Regions from separate parts of the Homo sapiens genome. Here regions 1 and 2 are each linked to region 3. Evidence: chromatin loops called from intact Hi-C (ENCODE). Cell type or tissue: PC-9. All regions are shown on one strand. Region 1 overlaps ABLIM3 (actin binding LIM protein family member 3). Region 2 overlaps ABLIM3 (actin binding LIM protein family member 3). Region 3 has its middle 13 kb from the start of ABLIM3.

What was found. A loop is a pair of places that touch in the nucleus more often than their neighbours do. Peaks named below come from ENCODE experiments on the same cell type or tissue, not always from the same donor. Only the 100,000 strongest peaks of a DNase experiment are listed, where the experiment ranks them.
Region 1: it touches region 3 in a loop (2.8-fold over the local background); 3 of 110 quality-filtered maps call a loop at or near these places.
Region 2: it touches region 3 in a loop (6-fold over the local background); 3 of 110 quality-filtered maps call a loop at or near these places.

What each region holds. Positions count from the first base shown.
Region 1 is chr5:149,206,678-149,214,677 of GRCh38, reverse strand. It overlaps ABLIM3 (actin binding LIM protein family member 3), which reads right to left. Exons shown (of 24, transcript NM_014945.5): 6 at 7,544-7,670; 7 at 3,859-3,952. Among named protein-coding and RNA genes, the nearest start is that of AFAP1L1, 61 kb to the left of the region's middle. In PC-9, no CTCF peak of the experiment used is centred here; a DNase peak (open chromatin) is centred at 4,247.
Region 2 is chr5:149,189,123-149,197,122 of GRCh38, reverse strand. All of the region lies in intron 3 of ABLIM3 (actin binding LIM protein family member 3), which reads right to left. Among named protein-coding and RNA genes, the nearest start is that of ABLIM3, 52 kb to the right of the region's middle. In PC-9, no CTCF peak of the experiment used is centred here; no DNase peak of the experiment used is centred here; H3K27ac peaks cover 583 bases.
Region 3 is chr5:149,124,679-149,132,678 of GRCh38, reverse strand. No RefSeq gene overlaps it. Among named protein-coding and RNA genes, the nearest start is that of ABLIM3, 13 kb to the left of the region's middle. In PC-9, CTCF peaks have their summits at 2,096 (motif pointing left), 4,229, 4,433 (motif pointing right) and 7,189 (motif pointing left); DNase peaks (open chromatin) are centred at 1,648, 3,298, 5,538, 6,858 and 2 weaker places; H3K4me3 peaks cover 4,321 bases; H3K27ac peaks cover 7,684 bases.

The sequences.
Region 1 (8,000 bases), 82 kb before region 3:
CCTGCAGTGTGCCAGACGATGTGCTTGGGCGACTGTTGTTCCTGCATGGCCATCATTCTTTCCTCCTTCTTCCAGAAACAGTCCCAAGCCTTTCCTTGGTGGGGCTACCTCTTCTCCATATCAGTCCACAGGGTTAAGTAGTGCTGACCCCACCAATGAGCATATTCCAACTTTGTGGGCACAATTAGTGGCCCAGGGATGGGCCTGAGATTGTCCAATGAGAGTCAGTCCCAGAATGCTTGCTGAGCTATTAGAAAAGAGAAGTTCTTTTTTCCACCGGGCGTGCCGGCTGATAGAATCTAAGCCTGGGGCAACTGGTGTCCAACTTTCCCATCACCAAGAACGCCCTCCTGAGAATAAACTTAACTTGGAAGAAAGTAAGCCAAGATGGCTGGGGATTCTAAATGATTTCGCTTAAGCACTGGATCCAGCTCCTGGGCTTTTTGTTATAGGAGCTGAGAAACTTCCTCTCTGTTGCAGCCCAAAAAGTCTTGACTAACGTGTTCATTAGGAATTAAATGACAGTAGTATTGTCTGTTGATAGATACAGACTAAGAGGACATATCTTGCTTAAGGCTTCAGGGCTAGAAGTGGTAAAATCTGAATCCAAGTCTGTTTTACTGCAGCCATGTCTATTTCCTGACATCATGCTACCTCAAAGACCCCCAAGTGGCTGAGAGCTGTGGGTATCGGTAGATACAGCAGCCTGGAGTCCTAGATTTTAGCTCTGTCTCTACCAGAAATGCTGCTTGTGACCTTGGAAAAACACTGCATGTCTTGGTCTCACTTTTCTCATCTGTAAAATGAAGAGGTTGAACTAGTTGATTGCTAAAAGTCTCTTCCAGCTCTAAGAAAAAAAAAAAATCAATAAGTCGAAGATGCTAATGGAGCCTTGTAGAAATGGGATCAATCGAAACTCAGTCACAACAGCTGCCTGGGAGGAACAGTCTACCGCAATGCTAAACAACGGTAACTCTCGGGGAAACGGCAGCTGCCACCAACAGGATTTCAAAGCAGCTTGGAAATGCTGAACAAATTTCCATCTGTGGCCCTGTCTGTAATCTAAGTTCTTTCTTTCTGGAAAGAAAAGTTTCCTTTTGTAATATCTCCCACCGCATTGACCCTTCAACCTACTACACTCTGGATGCCTCTTCCCCACAGTTCTGCAAAGCCAACAAACGACTCTTCTGAAGGTGACCTTTCCCACATCCAACAGCTTTTCCGCAGCCCACGCAGTCCTTCACTGCTCTACAGAGTTTGACCAACACTCTGACCTCACCATGTTTTCTGAAGCTCTGTCCTTTCACTGAATGCCCGATTCTCTTCCCATATCTTCCTCTGCTACCTCCTCAGTCTCTTTCTGAGTCGCTTTCACTGTGAGCAGCTGCTCGCCAAGGTTGGTGTCAGCCTCCTTCCTTGCTCTCTTTCCTCTGTCTTGGAAATCCTGAGGACTCTGGTGGTGCTATTATTCAAAGCCTCACGTTTTTAAGATTGGCTCCTCCAGGCCTGAGCTTTGTTCCTGAGCTCTGATCCATATTTCTTTTCTTTTCTCATTTTTCTTGCCTCGGACAGGATCTTGCTCTGTTGTCCAGGCGGGAGTGTAGTGGTGCAATCTCAACTTATTGCAACCTCCACCTCTCAGGCTCAAGTGATCCTCCGGAATGGCTAGGACTACAAGCGTGCACCACCATGCCTGGCTAGTTTTGTTTATTTTTTATAGAGATGAAGTCTCACTGTGTTGCCTAGGCTGATCTTGAACTCCTGGACTCAAGTGATCACCCTGTGTTGGCATCCCAAAGTGCTGGGATTACAGGTGTGAGCCACCACTCCCAGCCTCTGATCCGTATTTCTGACTGCCTTCTGGAAACACTCCTGGGATTTCAATCACAACTCATCCTAAATGGTACTCGCCATGTTTCTGCCAGATCAGCTTTTTCCCCTGTCATCCCCAGTTCTGCCAATGACACCAGGCTTCCTATCCCTCAGAAATAGATAATTCTTTGGTGCAACTTTTAGCTGCTTCTCCTTCAATCCCCATGTCCACAAGCTGCCCCTCAGTTGCAGAGTGATTGGAATTCTACTTCCATAGGGCTGGGCACAAGGGTGGCTTCCCTCTCCATTGCTACTGTACCTCTTGAGTCCTTCCTGCCTGGGTCACGCAGGGGCCTCCTCACTCATCCCTTCCAGCTTCCTTCCTTCAAATGTAGCCTGTGTACATTATCACGTCATCCTCCCAGAAGCCCAGCTCTAACCAGGACGTTCCTTCCCAGTCTCTCCACAATGCTCCCTTGCCCAGTGAGTCACATGCAAACTCCACCCTGGTATCCCAGGCCCTCAGAAACCCACCCCCAACAACCCTTCCTGGACTCATGCCTTGTCCTCTGCATCGCACTCCTTACAGCTCTCGAGATGCTTAAATGTTTCCCAGCTCTGCTCATTTGTTTATATCTCATTGTCTCTGACTCTCTCTGAAAATTCTCCACACAGTAACCACAGAAATCTTTTTAAAAACATGATCTTATCATGTTAGTCCTTGGCTTAAAACTCTCCAATGGCTTTCCATTGCACTGAGTATAAAACCCAAACTTCTAAACATGGTCTACAAAGTCCTACATGGTATGCCATATATGATATACTCTTATATTTCATCCTCCCCTACCCTCAATTTATAGAATTCAGCCACATTGGCAGACTGGGTCAGCTATTGTGAGCAGAATCATTAATTCAGCCAAATCTGGCCACTTGGTTGTGGTTACCATGAGTGCTTGTGTTGAGAAAAATTCTGCAGCCACAATTCTGTGTGGGTTCTCTGTTCTTTGAATGGGTCAAGCTCATTCTTCCTCTATCTTTTCCCACCTCAGGGCCCTTCAGGGATAGTTCTTTCATCCTCAGGGCTCTGCTTCAATGCATGTCCTCAGAGAGTTCCTTCCTGGTTGCTACATCCCCTCCTGCTGAGTCTACATGTGGCTGCAGACTTGTTCTCAACAAAGCACTCATGGTAACCACAACCAACTGGCCAGATTTGGCAGAATTAATGATTCTGCTGACAATACCTGATCCAATCTGATCCTCTAGCTATTGTCATATGGAAAAACTGAGGCCTAGAAAAGCAAAGATACTTACTCAAAATCTGAGCAGGAGTAGAGTCAATACTAGAACTCAATTATTCCTGTTAGGCTATTATTTTTCCTTTCCACTGAGCCCTTCCCTGTTTCTAATTCATCAAGGTGGGTGGTCCCAAAGTATAGGAAGATAGCTTCCAGGCCCACAGGGTATAGGAAGAAAGGCCGGAAAGACCAGTGCACAGGGGCTCAGCAAGGCCTCAGCAAGGGTTTTGCAGGTTGTCTGTCACTGCAGAAGGAGTCATACATCAAAGGCTGGGGAGAGGCGTTGCCATGGTGATGGACCCACCAAAGAAGGGCTTAGGGAGCAAGCTGCTAGACAAGCTGGCTCTTAAATCAGCACATTACCAAATACTAAAACAAACAAACAAACAAAATAAATAATTAAATAAATAAATAAATAAATAAATAAAAAAGACTTCCTTTCTCCGGCAGGGCTGGGAGGAAAATCCTAATGTCACTCTTTAGAAATCTGTCTGGGTCCGAATCAAAGATACAACTGATTTTCCCAGCACAGCATTTTTTGAACCAGGAAGAATTTTGTCTACCTTCTCATTTTGGGGTTTCCCAGAGATCTCAGCAAGGTTATCTGCTCAAGGTCATGTAGCAAGCAAAGGTGGAGGAGGTAAAGGCTATGGAAAAAAAGGTATGGGATGACTTTCTCCTTCTTCTGTGATGACTTTTTGGAGGCACAGATCACCCTGCCACATCTTCACGGTTACTTATACCCACTCACCTCCAAGACTCTGCCACTGATGTATCGGTCACAAGTCTCACATTTAATGCCAAACTGGGCATGGTAGTCGGACTCACAGTATGGAACACCATCCCTGCAAGAAGAAGTTCACATAGGATGAGGAAGTTAGGGAGGATCAGTGAGGGTGCACATGGCATTTAGATTCTGGACCTGCAGCCTATGTTGACTGAGCCAAAGTTCGATACTTCTCCTTTAATAAACAATTTCATCTGTATGAAAGAATCATCTGACTGTGCTCCCAGATCAGTAGATGACAGGAAGCCTCCTGGGACCACCTCCTGTGTGCTCCATTTTTTACCCAATGTTTATCACTTGGCGGACAGTGATAAGATTGTTATCCCTTATTCTTATACCACCCCCTATGACTAATAGCCACTAACATTTGTTGCTGGTGTGCGCCGGGCTCTTTGATGGTGTTTGATGGCAACCCTATGAGTCAGAATTATTAGTATCCCCATTGTGTAGGTGAGAAAACCTAAGCATAGCACACTTTAGTAACTTGTCCCAGGCCACCCAGGATGACCTAGAGCTGGAATTCAAACCCAGGTTGTCTGGTTTCTCACCCAGGTTGTCATGAGGATTAAAGGAGATGGGTCCAGTGTACCCTAGGGCTCAGGACAGTGCCTAGCCATACTGAGTACTCAGCAAATGGCAGCTGGAGGAATGGCCATGATTGCTGAGAGGAGTCTTTGAGGAGGACATTTGGTTCTCAGTTCTCTAGGACTGAGGTAGAGATAGTTGGGGGCATCGGAGAGCTTAGCTTTGCTTCGGGCTCTGCCTCGCTCTAATGACCAAGTCTGAACTCTGAGGAGAAACATTTCTTTCACTTTTGGGTGTAAGAGAACTTGGCTCAGACACTGAGAGACCTAAAGGAGAGGCACATCACTTTTCCATCTCGAAGCTGTTGCCCTGATGAGGTTGCTGGGGGCCCACCCTGGGCAGCATTTTCCTGGAGAAGCAGCAGTGAGGACCAAGGTCTGAAGATGTCCGACCAAGGTCTGGAGGTGTGACTGTGCCCACAAGGCAAGGACTTGTTTGTGAGCCCCTGAGACACACCTCCCCCAACCCTTTCAACTCCTCCCTCCTCCCCCGCTCAATCAGGTTCTCACTCTGTGGGTGCGGGAGGGTAGCTCTGCAGGGAGAAAAAGTCATTTGTCAGAAGGTGGATGTGATGAGCCAACAAGATTTGAGTATAAATGCCAACACAATCTCTTTTGGATCCATCCTTCTCTTGGGGAATTAGCGGTACACAATTCTAAAAGAGGATGGTAAAATGAGTATTTACTGGGCAGTTATTGGGTGCTAAGCACAGATCTCTGAGCCCTTACACAACCCTACAGGTAGATCATCTTCTCTCCATTTTTATAAATGAGGAAACTGAGACTCTGAGCAGTGGAGTCCCTTGCCAAGGTCACATAGGCTGCGCTTCTATCCTGGGCATCTGATGCCTGAGCCAGTGCCTCTGAGCCCCTGCCACTCTGCCAGCAGCCAGGTAAGGGGCCCAGAGCTATGCTGCAGAGGTACCAGGTGTGGTGGGCAATCTGGGCTGGGCCTCCTTGAGAGGAGCTCTGAACAATCCCTTAAGTCCCTAGAGAACTCTGATTTAGGCTTCCAGACTCAAGCACTCCTGGCTGGCAATGTACTAAGGGCACTCCTTGCTTGGTGGGCATAGAGGGGAATGCCAAACTCCTGCTAGCATGGCATCGAGAGCTCTCGGTGATGTGACCTCAGCTCACCTATGCAGCCCAGGATCTGGCTTCACCTGGGCACATGTTTGAGCTCCTATACAGGATGGAGATGTCCAACACTCCCCTACTGCCCTGGCCTTGCCCAGGCTGGCCATTCTGCCTAGAAGCTCTTCTTCTTTGCATTTTTGAATCTTACCCCCACCTTCCATGGAACTCTCAGAGATTCAAGATTCTACTTCATGCTAGTTAGCAGTCATCCTTTTTTTCTCTGAATATTCACAGCCCTTTATTTGTTATCTTGGACACAGGCAGGTGTTGTTTGGCCAGCATCCATTTCCCCTTCTGCTGATAATAGTACCTCGCCTGGATTTCCCTTTGGAAGCCACCCCTTCCCAGTTGAGGTCCCTGTGGGTCACAAGAGGCTGCTCTCTGGCTCTAGGGTTCAGATCCTCTGGGCCAGTGATTGGTCAGGAATGGGCATGTGGCCTAACAGTGGCCAAATCAGAGGCAGACCTGGGACTTTTGCTGGAGTTCCTGGGAAAGAGGCCTCTTTTTCTGCTAGGCTTGGTATGGAAGCCTGGAGTGTTGGCAATCTTCTTTGCTAGCACTTGGGGAGGGCCAGATTGAGAACTAATCCACCATGAAGACAGCAGAGAAAGACAGGGACAGAGACAGAGAGAGACAGAGAGAGAGAAAGAGAGACAGAGAGAGAGAAAGAGAAATTGAGAGAGAGAGAGAGAGAGAGAGAGAGAGAGAGAGACAAAAAGATAGATAGAGAAAGACAGAGACTTCTGAAGTACTAATGACATCCTTAAGCCCCTGGATTCCTCCATGTCTGAAGCCAGTGTGCCTCTGGCCTTCCCATTTCTGTGAGTTAATAAACTCCTATTTTTGCTTTTAATTGAGTTGGAGGTGGGTTTTCTGTCACTTAGGATCAAAAAGGTCTTAAAGAATAAAGCTTGTCTGGGCTCCTGATCACACATTTCCTGGTGTCATAATTCTTCATGAACGCAGCATATCTGTTTCCCGTATTAGACTGCAGGGTCTTGACAGCAGAAGCATGTGTGCTGCAGCTCTGTGTGCTTGCCACTGCCTGGCATCAGGCCAGAGAGTGGCACCTAGAAGGGTCTGGGGTCATATGATGTCAAAGCTGTGACAAAGGATCTGTGCTGATAATTACTTTTAGGTACTTGAGTATATAAATGTGGTCACTGGGGCCCAGCAACAAGAGGACACTTGTCTAATACTGCAGTGTGTGGGTCACTGGAGGTTGGCCCCTCTGGATAACTATGCACCCATCACCTCCTCTCATATCCATTAAATTCATTCAGCAACTATATTATTGACTGTGGGTCAGGTGTTGCTCTCAGGGCAGGGGATATAGCAGTGATTAAAACAAAGCCCCTCTCCTGGTGGGTACAGAGATTAAACACTATTACTGGAGCAAGTTATTTACTCTCTCAAGTCTGAGTATTCAGTGGGGATAAATTCCTCAAAGGGGCAGTTATGAGGATTTAAAGTGATACTTCATACAAAGTAGTGAGTTCCTTCTACATAATTAAAGCTCAATAAATGGTAGATAGTATTATTAGCATTATTACAAAGTTACCAGGGATAAATATGTAATTACCAATGGTGGTAGCCTGTGTGAAGGAAACAACAAGGTACTCTGAGGGCCCAAAACGGGGCAGTAAATGAGAGACGGCCGGAGGGGAAGGCATGGGGACCGAGACCAGAAGGGAGAGAAGGGGCAGCAGGCGTGCAAGGAACAGGGAGGGTGTCTCAGGCAGAGGGAAACCCCCCCGGGAGGGTCCAACGGGGGAAAGAGGCTGCTGGGAAAGATGCTGTTTGGCCAGAATGCAGCAGCAGACGGAAAGGAAGGGAGATGATGCTGGAGATGTAGGCATGGGCTCAATGGGGCAGGCCTCACAGAATGCAGAGGCCCAGGCAGCTGGGGCAGGAGCAGGGGGACCCACTTGCTGATATACTCCCCGGTGAGGATGACGCTGCAGGTCTGGCACTTGAAGCAGCTGACGTGCCACTGCTTGTCCAGAGCCAGGAGTGACTGGCCGTGCTTGATCTCCTCCTTGCACCCGGCACAGTCTGCAAGACAAGAGGACACTGCTGAGCAAAGCACCCTGGGCCCTTTAACCCCCGCTATCTCAGGCCCACGTCAAGGAAACCCCTCCCTGAATGCCAGTGTTCCCATAGTTGCTCCCACCTGACACTGGAAGCTTCCCAGAGGCTCTCCCAGGGGAGAGAAAAAGCCACTGGAGTCCTGGCCTCTTGACAAGGGGTCTTGGTGTAGGAGAGAAAGAAAGACCTCCCTGCTTGTCATCAAGACCACATTGTTCACTGAAAGTGGACCCTGCACTGCTTCCAGCCCTCCTCAAATTGCTAACTAAGCTCTGCTGCTGTCCGTGACCTTGCCAT
Region 2 (8,000 bases), 64 kb before region 3:
TAGTTTAGAAAAATTTAGAAAAATATCTCAAACATATACAAAAATGGGAGAAGATTGTAATAATTCTCCATCACTCAGCTGCAAAAATGATCAATTGCATCGATGGCTTTTGAACAGAGATGCAACAGGATTTTACAAGGCATTTCCTAGTCTTTTGGAATATTCTTTTGGATAATAGGGAGAAATAAATGTAGGACAAAACAGAAAAACAAGTAGATTTATAGGTGTTTCAACAATTGAATTATGTGAGATCCACCCCCACTGAAGGACTTAGAAATATGAGATTTACTTGTAAGGAGTTAAGTTGTGAAATCAACACATGATGGGCAGAGCAGAAAGATGCAAAATTTCTTCCAAGGCAATAAATGGCTCACAGGGCCACCAGAACTGTAGAAACCCACTGAATGTACCAATCAGCTAAAGCAAGGATGCACCAGCGAGGAAGGGGCCTGATTAGCAATCAGAGGAAGGCAACTGCGGTGCCCATTCAAATCCTGTCACCAGCTCCCCTGGTTCTGAGGCTGCTGTCTGATGGACTGACTTTCCACCTAGATTGCCTCTGAGAGGCCAGGTGCTGGCCAGGCCACCATGAAACAATCCAACTCAAGGTCACACCTCTCATCCACATTGATGAACAGGTATTCGGGCTTTCTACATCAGTTTTCTGAGGAGTTGGTTAGTACAAGTCAGCTTTCTCAAGGGTGATCAATGATGGGAAAACCAATAAGATAGTTAGCAAGACTGTAAGTCTGAAGAGTCAACCTGGAACTGAGTGAAAACACCCCAGCAAATACTATCTCACCTTTAACAGGGGAAGTTGTTTTGCAAAAGCAGCCAGGTTAAAAATAGGAGAGACTGCCAGGTGAATGCCAGAAATATTTCATAAATGTTTGTTCACCTTTGGGGACTGGAGGCTTAAGGGGTGAGGCTGAGTGAGGAGAAGGCAGCTTCAGAAGTCACTGCATGAGGGGAGGGAACAGCTCAGGACAGTGGGAGACACAGTGGTCTGATAGTCAGACCACCCAACCTCTGGTCTCATCACTGCCACTGAGTCTCTGGACAACAGTGAACTTTACCCTCACTTCTCTGGGGCCTCTGTTCACTTGTACGCAGAATGAAGAGGCTGAGCTTTTCTTTTAGAACTGACATGCTGTAAGTCTATGAGAAGAAAAGCTTCCTTTAGCGCTTACTATACGCCTAAACATTTTAAACTCAGTGTGGAGCATTGCTTGTGGCCCCCGACCCCACCCCTACGAAGAGGCAGGAGTGTGGTGGAGATGGTGGTGGTGGCAGAAGTCTGGGAAGGGTTCATCTTCCATCAGGCATTATGAAAATTCATCACATCAAACAATGTCTGGTCTCACGAGCAGGCAAACCAGAGCACAGGCTGTTCTGGGCCGTGCAGGTGGTGGAACAATTGACTTCATGGCTGCGGAATCAATTAGGTCATGGCCTACAACCTCATTGGAAACAGCTCCGGTTTTTTCCCTTTTTTTTTTCTCTCCTTTGTCTCCTTTGCCAACTCCACCCCCAGAGCCACCTCTCCCAGTGGAGAAATCCAGGCCACCATAGGAAAACTTGGAACAATCAGTCCTCCATTGCCCCCAAGGAGCTGAAGGAGGAAGCTTTTGGTAGAAAGGATGTAAAGGTTGATAAGCCTCTCAGGGGTTCCTGGAAATACAGTGGGGAGCACAGGGATGGAAGGCAAGCTGGACCAGCATGACAGATGGATCTGAGGCTGAGTGAAACGCAATATTGAACGTTAAAACTGCTTTGAGCAAATCCGGAATAAATGCTCAATGTAAATATAAGGCCCAGAAGGAGGACTTGCACACAGCCCCAGAATGCGTCAGTGAACAATGTGATGTTTTGTAGGTTATTGGACCTTTGTCTGTGGTCTTGTTCTAGCACTCAAGTGCTGGGAGATTTTGAAAAAGTTATCCCAGCTCTCTGGAGCTCATTTGTAAGATGAAGGGGCTGGGTGGTTAACTGAGGACACATCTAGAACAGAAAGTGCAAGACTCTGTCATACAGTTTTAGTGATTTTCAACTTTTTGAATGAGACTGGATTTTATGAAATTTCAAAATCCAAGAGTTAGAAGGGCCCCTGAGGGTGATCTAATTCATTATTCAGAACATTTCATTGTGAAATATATTATACATAGAGAAAATGTATAGAATATGTATGTATGGTTTAAAGAAGAATAATAAAATAACTCCCATGTACCCACTACCGAGTTTATGAAACAGAACATCACCAATTCCTTAGAAGCCTGTTCTCCTCTCCTTAAGAGCACCTCTGTCCCATACCGTCCCTAATTATGTGTTTATCATTCCCTTGCTTTACTTTATAGTCTTACCACCTGTGATGTATCCATAAACAATATTTTGTTTAGTTTGGCCACTTTTTGAACTTTATGTTGATGGAGTCATACTGCAATTGTCCCGTGCCTGCTTCATTCCCTGAGTATTGTGTGTTGAGATTCATCCACGTCGATGCACGTAACTGCAGTTCACTCATTTTCACTGCTGTGCTGTATTCCACTGCCTGAATACATCACAGTTGGTCTACTCCACTGCTGAAGGGCATTTGAGCTACTTGCAGTTTTTTGCTTTTATGGAAATGCTGTTCTAAACATTCTTGCATTTGTGAGGTAATGCCTCACTGTTTTCCAAAGAGCTTTTCCTATTTACCTTCCCACCAGCTGTTCCCACTGATATATATCATCAACAGTACTTAGTAATATCTGACATATTTGGTCAACATAGTGGATGTGAAATGATATCATTTATCATTTTGTGATTTTTAAATTTCATTTCCCTAATGGTTAATCAAATTGAGAATTTTTTTCAAATGTTAAAATACTTGCTAATGTTTTTTGCTCATTTTTTACATTTTAGACTTGTAGAAATTCTTAATATATTTTGGAAATCAATCCTTTTTCAGTCATTTATTACAAATATCTTCTGCAATTTGGGGCTTGCTTTTGCTCCCCTTTTCTTGTTTTTGGATGAACCAAAGTTCTCAGTTTTTACGTTGTTGAATTTGTGAATCTTTTCCTTTATGGATTGCCCTTTCTGTGTCATGTTTCAGAAATTATTCTCTACCCTGAAATCCTAAAAAGGTATCTCCTATATTGTCTTCTAAAAATTTTATTGAGCTGCCTTTCATAGTAAAGCAAATCCACCTGGAATTGACTTTAGGGAATGATATACAGTAGGGATCTGATTTTCTCCCACATGCATAATTAATCATCTCAGCATCATTTATTAAGCAGTCTAATCTTTCCCCACTGATCTGCAAAAAGCAAGTTTCCATATGTATGAAAGTTTGTGTTTGGTTCTATATTCAGTTCCATTGGTCTTTTTATCTGTCCTTAATCCAAGATCACATGGTCTTAATAGGTTTTAATAACAAATGATGATATCTGGTAGGACAGGCCCTCTTGCTTTGTTGTTCTTTAGGAATGCTTTGATTATTCCTGGCCTTTTGTCAAGAATATAATTTTAACTGATTTCTTAATTTCTATGGAAAACCTTATGGAATGTATTAGAATTGTTTTGACTATATAGTTCAACCAGAGTAGAACTGTCATCTTTTTGATATTTCTATCTTTCTATCAGAGAATTTAGCATATTAAAAAATTATTTAGGTATTTAATGTCTTTCTTATGATATTCTATAAATTTAACAATTTTATAATTTTTATCTTATACAACTTTATAAAATTTATTTCTAAATTAAACTTTTTTTCTTGTTCAGGTAAATGGCGTCTTGATTGTTAATGGTGAATACAAATGCAATTTTTTTCTATATTTATTCTGTATTTAGTAACCTTAATAAATTCTTATTGACTTTCTTTTTAGTATTATTATTTCAGAATGTATCTCTAAAATATTAGGACTCTTTAAAAAAGCCAACCACAATAATCTAAAAGCACTGAAAATAATGTCTATTAAGGCATTATCAAGTCAGTGTGTTCAAGTTTTCCAATTATCCCATCCTTTTTTTCTTTTCTTTTTTTGTTTTAGTGACCAGTTGTTTGAATAAAAATCTATCAAGGTTCATACATTGCATTTGTCTGATGTACCTCTTAAGTCCCTTAATTGCTAGTTATTTTTCCTTCTTATTTTCTCCTTGCAATGTATTTATTAAAGAGACTGAGTCATTTCTGCAGTTTGGATTTTGCTGATTGTATCCCTATGGTGTTGATTAACTTGTTCTCCTCTCTTTTACATTTTCTATAAATGGTGGTTATATCTACAGACTTGAAATTCAGGTCTGATTATTTTTTTCTTTTTAGGAATAATACTACATTGATGTTCTGCACTTCTATGATTTGGGGGGTGGTGTTGGTGAGTAGAAATGGCTATTGATGATCATTGCTAGATACACTATTTCGTTAAAGCTTTGCAAAATTAAAATATTCTAATTATTTAATTCTTCATTTATTAGGCAGAGTGTTTCTTTCTTTTTTTTTTTTTTCTTTTTTTTTTTTGAGACGGAGTCTCGCTCTGTCACCCAGGCTGGAGTGCAGTGGCCGATCTTGGCTCACTGCAAGCTCTGCCTCTCAGGTTCATGCCATTCTCCTGCCTCAGCCTCCTGAGTAGCTGGGACTACAGGCGCCCCGTAGGTGGAGTGTTTCTGTAGATAGAAACTTTCATTAACCCTTTGCTTACAGTTAAGTACTGTACAGTTTGTACAATAGGTTAAAGTTTTGATTCTTTGCCCATATTATTTGTTTCAAAATAATGATTTCACCAGCATTATCTAAAAGTGACCAATGGGTTCTTTTCCTTTCTCCTTATTATAGACTAATTTTCTTATTGATTTTACTAAATTGTAGATTCTTTTGGGTTTTCTATGCAGACAATTATATAATCTAAAAATAATAGGTTTTTTTTTTCCTTTTCAAACCATATAACTTTTATTTCTATATCTTGCTGGATTGTCTAGGACCCTCCAGGCCAAATGTTGAACAGAAGTCATGACAGTGAGCACCTCTATCTTGTTCCTGATCTTAGAGAATGCCTTCAGCATTTTACTATTAAATGTTTCCTTTATAATTTTTGTATACATAATCTATCAATTATGACAGCTTTCTTCAATTCCTCCTAGTTTTAAAAATAACTAGGTATATGGGAGGCTGAGGCAGGAGAATGTCATGAACCTGGGAGGTGGAGCTTGCAGTGAGCCGAGATCGTGCCACTGCACTCCAGCCTGGGCGACAGAGCAAGACTCCGTCTCAAAAAAATAAAAATAAAAATAACTAGGTATAAGTGGGTGTTAAATTTTATCTAGCACCTTTTCTACTCTATTAAAATAATCAAATATTTTTATCCTTTCTTATCTTTATAGCAAAATACATTAACCAGTTTTCTAATATTAAGCCAATTTCAAATTTCTAGAATAAACTCAACTTGGTCAGTTATGCTATATTTTTCACACTTTTCTAAACTTGGTTTGCTAATATTTTGTCTAAGATTTTAAAATCCATGTTCATGAATGATATGGACATATGATTATTTTTCCTTGTTTGGTATTGTGCTGGCTCAAATGAGTTAGGAAGTGTACCCTTTTCTCTTCTCTGAAAGACTTTCTATAAGACATAGATGATTTGTTTTTGAATGTTTTGTAGAACTTGATTCCAATGCTGATTTTTGTTTCTTTCGTAGAAGAGTTTTAACTACAAATTCACAAATTCAATATCTTGGATGATTATAGGACTACTCAGGTTTCAAAATTTCTTCTTGAGTAGGTTTTAATTTGCACTCAAGAATTGATAAATTTTGTTATCTAAGTTTTAAAATTTATTACTCAAATTGTTTATAATATTTCTTTTTATGTCTTTAATTTTAATAGCAACTACAGCGATGTCCCTATTTTAATTCTTAATATTGTTGATTTGTATATTTTCTCCCATTACTTGAATAATTTTGCCAGAATTTTGTCTATTTTACTTGTATTTTTAAAGAATCAACTTTTGCTAATCCTGTCCACTGTGCGTTTTTTCTTTGATTAATGTCTATTGTATTATTTCCTTCCTTCTATTTTACTTGGATTCATTCTGCTCTTCAAACTTTTTGAGTTGAACACTTAGTTCACGGTTTTTGAACTTAATTCTTTTCTATTATGATAATTTAAGGCTACACATTTTCCTCTGAGTACCACTTTAAACTACATTTTGTAATGCAAGTTTTTGATACATAGCATTTTTGTTATCTTTCGGTTTCAAGAGTTTTCTGATTTTCATTAAGATTTTGCTAACCATGCCATCTTTCATCTCAGTTCTGCCATCTGGGATCATTTTTCTTCTGCTTACAGAACATATTTTATAATTTCATTTAATGAGAGTTTGTTGTTGGTAAATTCAGTTTTAAAAAATTTAAACATGTTTTTACTTTGCTTTGGGTCTTTTATTTTAACAGTTTTTGTTTTGTTTTGAGACAGGGACTCACTCTGTCCACCAGCCTGGAGTGCAGTGGCGTGATAACAACTCACTGCAACCTCCGCCTCCTGGGCTCAAATGATCCTCTCACCTCAGCCTCCCAAGTAGCTGGGACTACAGGCATGCACCACCATGCCCGGCTAATTTTTGTATTTTTTGTAGAGAAGAGGCTTCGCTATGTTGCCCAGGCTGCTCTCAAACTCCTGGGCTCAGGTGATCCACCCGCCTCGGCCTCCCAAAGTGCTGGGATTACAGGTGTGTGCCACTGCACCCAGTTCATTTTAACAGTTTTAATGAGATACAATTCACAAGTCATATAACTCAACAATTTAAAATGTACAATTCAACCATTTTTTAGCATATTCACAAAGTTGTGCAATCATTACCACTATCTAATTCCAGAACGTTTTCATCACCTCCAAAACAAGCCACAAACCCATTACAAATCACTCCTTATCTTCCTCCAACCACCCCCAGCCCTAGATAACCATGAATCTGCTTTCTGTCTTTATATAATATGCCTGTTTTGAGCATTTCATACATATGAAATCCTGCAATGTGTAGCCTTTTGTGACTGTTTTCTTTTACGTGTTTTCAAGGTTTATTCCCATTGGAGCATTTATTAGTATTTCATTCCTTTTTATTGCTAAATAGTATCCCTCTGTGGAGATAGATCACATTTTATTTATCCATTCATTTGTTGATGAAGATTTGAGTTTTTCTACTTTTTGGCTATTACGAATAATGCTGCTATGAACATTCATGTATATATTTCTGTGTGAACATATATTTTTATTTCTCTTGAGTATATACTGAGGAGTGGAATTTGGAATTGCTGGGTCATACGGTAACTCTAATTTCATCTTTTGAGGAACTGCCAGACTATTCTCCCAAGAAGCTGCACCATTTTACATTCCTTTCCACCAGCAATGTATGAGAGTTCTAATGTCTCCACATGCTCATCAACACTAGTTATCTATCTTTTTGATTATAGCCATTCTAGTAGATGTGAAGTGGCATCTCATTGTGGTTTGATTTGCATTTCTTTGATGGCTAATGATGTCGAGCATTTTTTCATGTGCTTATTGGACATTTGTATAACTTCTCTGTATAAATGTCTATTCATATCCTTTGCCCATTTTGAAATTAGGTTATTTGTCTTCTTATTATGCAATTGTAAGAATTCTTTACATAGCTGAGACACAAATATTTTTTCAGATTTATAATTTGCAAATATTTTCTCCTATTCTATGGGTTGTCTTTTCACATTCTTGATGGTGTATTTTGAAGCACAAAAGTTTTAAATTTTGATAATATCTAATTGATATATTTTTTCTTTGTTGCTTGAGCTTTTGGTGTCATATGTAAGAAGGTTTAGCACAACTCAAGATCACAATGATTTATTCTTATATTTTTTCCTAAGAGTTTCTCAATTTTACCTTCTACATTTAGGTCTTCAATCAATTTTTAGTTAATTTTTATGTATGTGTAAAGAAAGAGTGTGAATTCATTTTTTGCATATGAATATTCAGTTTTCCAAACACCTTTTTTT
Region 3 (8,000 bases):
GTAAGTCAGGCACCATTTGTTTCATTGATATATACACAAGTGCTTATTAGGTGCCAGGAGAATGTATATACTTTGCTGCCCCAGAGATGGTCCCTGCTCTTGTTGGGCTTGTAGTCATTTGATGCTTGAGGAAATAAAATCTGAGAGACCTAGAGAAACATGTCCAATTCCATCCAGCTTGTCAGTCGGAGAACTGGCACTCAAACCCAGTCACTGGGCCCCTTGACCACTAAACTTTCCTGCCCAATGGAAAGCAAGACCTCAGTGGCTTCTGTTTTGAATGGCTGTCTATAATATTTTTCTTACCTAGATTTGTTGAAGTATCTTTAAAAAGCATTCAGTAAGTTGCCAAAGATATTGATGATTATGGGTGACTACAAGACAGTAGGATTGCTCAGCAATGGCATCATTGACCTTGTGAGCAGGATACATCATTGTTATGGGTTTTGTCCTGTGCATTGCGGGATGTTTAGCAGCATCTCTGGCCTCTACCCACTAGAAGCTAGTAGTCAGTTGTGACAACCAGAATGTCTCCAGATATTGCCAAATGTCCCCAGGCAGGCAAAAATCTTTCCTGGTTGAAAACTGCTGGAAGACAGTGAAGAAAATTAAAACAAAACAAAACACAAAATCCCCTCCTCGGCTGGGTGCAGTGGCTCACGCCTGTAATCCCAGCACTTTGGGAGGCCGAGGCGGGCAGATCACGAGGTCAGGAGATTGAGACCATCCTAGCTAACACGGTGAAACCCTGTCTCTACTAAGTAAAGTACAAAAAGTTAGCCGGGCGTGGTGGCGGGCGCTTGTAGTCCCAGCTACTCAGGAGGCTGAGGCAGGAGAATGGCGTGAGGCAGGAGAATGGCGTGAACCCAGGAGGCGGAGCTTGCAGTGAGCCGAGATCATTCCACTGCACTCCAGCCTGGGCAACAGTGCAAGATTCTGTCTCAAACAAACAAACAAACAAAAAAAATACCCTCTTCATGCTCTAAGGCAATGATAGTGTTGCATATGTGAGACACACATCATATGTGATGTGTGATATATGATGAGTGGGAACTCAAAATCTCATTTAATTAAGACAATTCTTGGAATGACTTAGAAATCTGGAGCTATGGAGCGATCACTCTTCAGGTATGAGATTAAACAACAGGTATGGTTTAGGGGCCATAGATGAACAATATGTGTCTTTAAACTCTAGAATTACCCCCCATGGGGAGAGATACTCACTTAATAAAAGGCAAGAAATGGAAAGGTCAGTATTCCACTGTTCTCATCTCATGCCTGCATCCAGGGAGAGAAATAGCAGAGGCTAGATGGTGACATAGGCTCTGGACTTAGAACTCAAAGTATGGCCCATGGACCAGCTGCCATTATGTCACATGGGAGCTCGCTAAAAAATGCAGAAACTCAGGCCCTGCCCCAGTCCTGCAGAATCAGAATCTGCATTTTAATAAGATTCTCAGGCAGCTTGTTTGTACTTTGAGGTTTGAAATGTAGTAGCCTACGGTGTTAACATGCACTTCAAGAATTGAGAACTAGCCTGTGGTATTTAAACGGTTCCCTCACTTTTGCTGACTGTGCATGTAAGTGTGTGGATGACAAGTTTGCTTCACTTGTTTGCATAACCTCTATAAGAATGTGGTTCTGTGTAGGTTGGAAGCATCCTGGACTTTCTTATTAGGCAGGGTTGCCGAAGGTGGAAGTGAGGTATGGGAGTAAAGGTTGTGCTGTGGTGTGTGTGTGTGTGTGTGTGTGTGTGTGTGTGTGTGTGTTATCTCGTAAGTTTTAAAATATGAAGCTACTATGTGTAATTCTTCCTCTGTTCATTCCCCTCCTGGAATGTGTGAGAAACCCTATCACTGCCAATTATTATAAATAAGGCTTTAGAGATGTCACTTGACTGCTCTCAGACAACACATTCCTCCCGTACACGAAGGTGGACCAACACCTACTTTGCAGACATGGTGTAAGGATGCAATGAATCCATGACTTCGGACAGGGACTTTCTGTACGATTACAGGTTATTTGTTATCATCATAGACGTGAGGAATCAAAAAGGTTACTGCAGATTATGTTCTCTGTAGTCCAAATGCCCTGCAGATGCTACCCTCTGCTGGCTTGGCAGTGAAAGTTTAAAGAAGCTTCAGAGGATTAAGAAAGGAAACTCCGGCATTGAGGACCCCTAAATTCTATGCCTTATCCCTCATCCTTGTGAAAGGGAGCTTTGAGGTAGTGTTTGCCAATATTTCAGCTAATCAGAATCACCTAGGACATATGAATAAAATTTCCAGTGATCCTACCTTCAGGGATTCTGATTCACTGGTTGAGCAAGGTCTGAGAATCTGTGTTGTGTTAATGTGTCCCAGTGATTTGCAAATGCACTCGGTTTCACTGGCCCATGTGTGTTTTCAAAGTGTGGTCCTATGATCATTTCCTGACTTGCTGGCTGATGTGGATGTGGCCTAAAATAGGATAGGGAGTGAAACAAGTAAGGGACCAGTACCTTCCAGTTGTGTATTAAACACCACATACCTGGACTTCTGGATGCAGATCTGGGGATACCACTTGGCTAAGTGGGACTTAGCCAAGGTCTTCAGAGGAGCAAGACCAAAATAGTACAGGGACTCAAAGCTACATCATATAAGAAATCGGGAAGCAATCGAATGGGGAAATGTTTTATTTGCTCAAAGCATTGAAATTTATCAATAAAAACACACAGGAAAAAGAACGAGAGAGACACTATTTTTTAATTATTAAAATAGATTATTAGGCTGGGCGTGGTGGCTCATGCCTGTAATCCCAGCACTTTGGGAGGTTGAGGCTGGTGGATCACCTGAGGTCAGGAATTCTAGACCAGCCTGACTAATATGATGAAACCCCCTCTCTACTAAAAATACAAAAATTAGCCGGGTGTGGTGGCGTGCACCGGTAGTCCCAGCTACTTGGGAGGCTGAGACAGGAGAGTTGCTTCCTTGAACCTGGTAGGTGGAGGTTGGAGTGAGCCGAGATCACGTCACTGCGCGCCAGCCTGGGTGACAGAATGAGACTCCATCTCAAAAAAAAAAAAAGAAAAAAAAGAAAAAATAGATTATTAGACAATGAAGCCAAATATCATAAAGTTAAAATTAATTGAGTATGTAACTTCATTTTTTGTTCCTAAGTAAACAGCCTTTTAAAATGTAAGTCTATGAAAATGCCAGCCAGTTGAGAAGCAAGAGGCAAAAAATGTAGCCAGGCTGCTCTTGGTCTGAGGCAACTGAAAGGAATCCTTCTGATTATCTCTGAGGACAGGCAGATCTGGTTTTGCTTGGAGGTATTTCTGTGTACACTTCTTGGCTGGAACTGAGATTTTATCTCTGTTGTGGGTGGTAGGCACATTCTGCTTTCCTGGGCACCTTTTTCTATTCCTCACCTTGCAATGTCCAGATGCACGGATGGCACCTGAAACCAGCAGAATGGGATACAGTCATGCTCACACACCAATATTAATAACAAAACCCAAACACTTGTAAATGCCTCTTTTAATCCTCACAGCTATTCTGTGAGGTAGGCCTTTTAATTCCACATTTAATAGTGATATTTTTCTACATAGGAGTAAATATGCCTAAGGTAATATATCTTGAAACTTACAGAACCAGAATTTGAATGGAGAGCTCTGACTCCAAATCTAATAATCTAGTTTATTATTAAGAGGAAAGAGCACACTGAATTAAGGGCAATATTTTTGCTATCCTATCGGCCAATAGTTTATTTTATCAATTTTCCTGTGCAAACCAGAAGACAAGTCCAAGGACAGGGTGGGGGTCAGGTTGGAAGGTATGTGCCTCTGTCTGTGATCTGCCCTTGGGTAGTCTGTGTGGGCAGCAGAGTGCACCTTCAAGAAGTAAGAATCAGGAGGGGGCTCTGTAAACGGTTGACTCTCTACAGAGAACATGGGTTGGGAAGAGACGTGTGATCAGGGAGAAGATAGTGCAGAGACCATTTCTGCAGGTAATGACATTCATGGAGGATGATTCAGATAGCACCCTGTAGGGGCTGTAACCTGCCGGCAGCGCTCTATGGGGGTCACTAGGAGGCAATGGGAGATGTGGAATCTTCAGTTATTGGAATATACTTGTTGCAGAAGATATAATATCACTTGATTTCCTTCCTCTACTTTCCAAGACACTGTGGACATTTTACTTGGGGTGGGGAACTGGTGATACAGCAGCCTAGAATGAGAGGCCCCAGCCTCCCTTCCATGAGCACCTCCGATACTTTGCACTTAGCCATGCATTTCTCCTTCCCCTTCTCTGCTTCCACCTTATTCTTTTGTTTATTCACATATTTACACGTTTGTAACGACACATTCAGGAATAAATTATTGTTGTGAAAACTTTGGATAACACAGGGTACTTTAAAAAAAAGAACGTCTCTTTTCCCCTTACCGCATCTCATCGTCCTCCCTCATCCAGCCAGTAGAGGGCAGGGATGTTGCTTGCTCTGCGCCCTGCTGGGTTCCCCTCAGGCTTCCATGGAGAGGCACTCAGCGCACATTTGCTGGGGGAATAAATGCATTGAAATCACCAGGCTGAGGTGATTCCTTTTCTATACACACACAGACACATACATGTAACTGGGATGTTTTATTTTCATAAAAAGCGTCATAATGTATGCATTGCATTGCCAGTTTCTTTTGCTTCTCTGTCTTCTCCTTCCCCTTTTTCTTCTTTGTGTAATATGTCTTCAGGCTGTTTCTTTGACTCTATGAATACCTACTTCATAGAGGTAGGTCTTTTTAACTGCTGGATAATCACTCCTGTGTTGATGAGCATTTGCGTTCCTTCCACTCCTCACTATTTCTTGTGATGCTGCTGTTGGCTTCCTTGCACAGGCCTCTTGCTACACAGGTGTGAATATTTCTCCAGGAAAGACACCTGAGCAGGACTCACTGGATGGCAGGGCTCCTCTTTCCTATCTCATTTACTGGGTCAGATGCCTAAAATCTAAATTTTCCTGAAAGATAAGCTGAACTGAGGAGAAATTCCTTTCCCTGGGAGTGGTAGGGAGTGTCAGTCCTGGGCTTGTATCATGAACTTGGCACACATAGAGACACACGCACACACATACACACACACATACATACACACACACCCCCACGATCCTATCCCAGCCTGCTTGCTAGGAAACCTAGTTTTCAAACATTAACCTGTTTTGTGGAAGCACACTGATCATGAAAGTCCTGAGATTTGGGGAGTTCTATTGTAGAATTTGTCACAGACATTCCAAGAAAATGTAAAACAAGTAACAAAGCCTCCATGGTCTTTAGTTTCCTCATCTCTAAAATGGGTTTGGAGCAGACGAGGAGTAGAAGAGTAGACACATTACTGTTCAAGGACACTTTCAATGCTACCCTTCCAGGGTAAGGCTTCGGTTGCCTGCCCTTGACCTTAGGTTTGCTGTGGAAGCCAAGAAAAGGGGAGCTGGTGCTTTGGAAAGAGCAGTTGGCTTTTCCGGGTGAGTCAGACCCAGCAGCTTGGTGACCTCTGCCCGGGTCAGCAGTCCCACCTCCTCTTCTGGAGCTGCTGCTGCTGGTTCCTTGGCTGACTCTTGGAGAGAGCACGTTTCACATCCTACACAGAAGAAAGTCTGGAGAACATCTCCCCCATGGCTTACTAATCTGCATTTCTGACGGCCGCCAGGCTACTCTCCCACAGATGCCTGGTTTGGTGTTTCTGACAAAGCAGCAGAGCAGAGTGATGAGGACAAAGGCCCTGGGGTCACACTGCCTGGGTTCCAATCCTGCCACTGACAGAGCCAGAGCAAACCACTCAGACTCTTAGTTTCCTTATCTTTAAACTGGGGATCATGTTAGTATAGCTCTTATGGGGCATTGTAAGGATTAAATAAGTTTTTACTCATGGAGTGCATAATTTGTGTCCAATAAATGCTTTTATTATTAATGTTCAGAAAGGGGCATAGCCCCTAGACCAAGTAAGTGGTCAGTAAATGCATGCGGAATAAATGACAAATGCTTGAATGAACTGGAAGACAGGCCCATGTTCTGGTTCTATTTCCATGTCTGACTTCTGACACCAAGCTTACAGCTCCTCCCAACTCTACTGACCTCCCTGAAACATTCCTCCAATTTCCTATTCTAGCACTTTTACTAGTGGTTTCTCTTCCATTTGGAATATTCTCCTCAGTTGTTTCTGCTGTCAAAAACTCCACCCTTTAAAATGCAAATTACATGTCACCTCCTCCATGAAGCTTTCTTTGTTTTTCCCATTTGGAAGTGACATATTCCTTCTCATATTTCCAATATATTTCTCTGTTAATGATACCCACATTTATATTTTAAATCCCTATCATTCTTATGAATTCCAAGTTAGTGCATCTAACTGTCTATTTGGTATCTTCAGTATCAAGTACTGAATAGACCCAAACTTAATATGTCCACACCCCACCAACCCACTGCACTAAGTCATCTCCATCTGCAGGCTTTCCCATCTCAGTTAAAGACAACTCCATCTTTCCAGGTATTCAGGCCAAAACATTTGGAATTTGCCTTGATGTTTCTGTATCTCTCACAACCTTCTATCTAATCCATCCAGAAATCCTGCTGATCTACCTGGATGTAGCCAGAATCAGAATACTTCTCATGACCACTGCTACCATTGTGGGCCAAGTCAGGGCCAATAGACTCCACTCCTGCTCTTCCCTCACCCACAGTCGCTTTCCCTGGAGTGGCCAGAGTGTTCTTTGTAAAATATAAGTCGAGTCCTATCAATCTCTGCTCAAGATCCTGCTGTGGAGCACATTTCACTTAGAGTAAAAGCTGGGCTCTGAACGCAGCCAAACAGGTTTTACAAACCACATACCTCTCTCTCTGACTCGTTTCCCACTACTCTTCCTGTCCCGGACGTTCTCCGTTTGTCCCTCCAGATCCATGTTCCAGCTTTCCTCACAGTGCTCACATTCCTAGGAGACTGGCCACAGAAATCTTCAAACATTCCCTGCTGCCTTTTGCTTGCAGTTAGATCACCCGACGGCAGGCACTGGTATGGGATGGGGAGATGGTTGCTGAGAAAGGTCGGGATATTTGCTTCTCTAGTCCCTTCCCTGGCAAGCCGTGGCTGTGTTCCTTTACCGGTAGAGATGCATCCCTGTCCGCAGCCCTCTCTGTCAGCCAGCTCTCTCCAGGTTCCAGTAATCTTGCTCTCTCCTGGCCCCTTCTGGCCTACTTGTGCTGAAGGCATTTAGCTATTGCCAACTCGCAGGTGCCTGACCTTGCTGATTTACCTTAACTTTGCCCAGAGCTTTGCAAATAGTCTCTCTCTCTCTTGCTCTTTGATTACTCCTTTTTTTTTTTTTTTTGAGATGGAGTCTCACTCTCTTGCCCAGGTTCGAGTGCAGTGGCACGATCTCCGGTCACTGCAACCTCTGCCCCCTAGGTTCAAGTGATTCTCCTGCCTCAGCCTCCCAAGTAGCTGGTATTACAGGTGTGCACCATCCTGCCCGGCTAATTTTTGTATTTGTAGTAGAGACGGGGTTTCACCATGTTGGCCAGGCTGGTCTTGAACTCCTGACCTTAAGTGATCCGCCCGCCTCGGCCTTCCAAAGTGCTGGGATTACAGGCATGATGATTACTCTTTTTTAAAAGGTACCCTCTGTTTCCTGTATAACTTGGATCAATCCACTCACCCCAGCTCACTCTGTTCAATCAGCACTCTCTACCCTGGCCTTCCTCCAACATGCTGGGCATACTCCCGCCTCTGTGTCTTTGCACTGCTCTCCTATTTCCCTAGCATGCTTTTCTCCTGAGGTCCGTGGTGGTCTTTTTCTCTCATGTTCTTAAGCCTTTGCCCAGTTGTCCCTTCTCAGTGATCACATATCTCTTTGAACTAATAAAAATGTAGCTCTTTAAGGAATCTCCAGTCTGTTATCCATAGTGGTTTTACTAGCTTACATTCCCACCAGCAGTGTAGAAGTGTTCCCTTTTCATCGCATCCATGCCAACATGT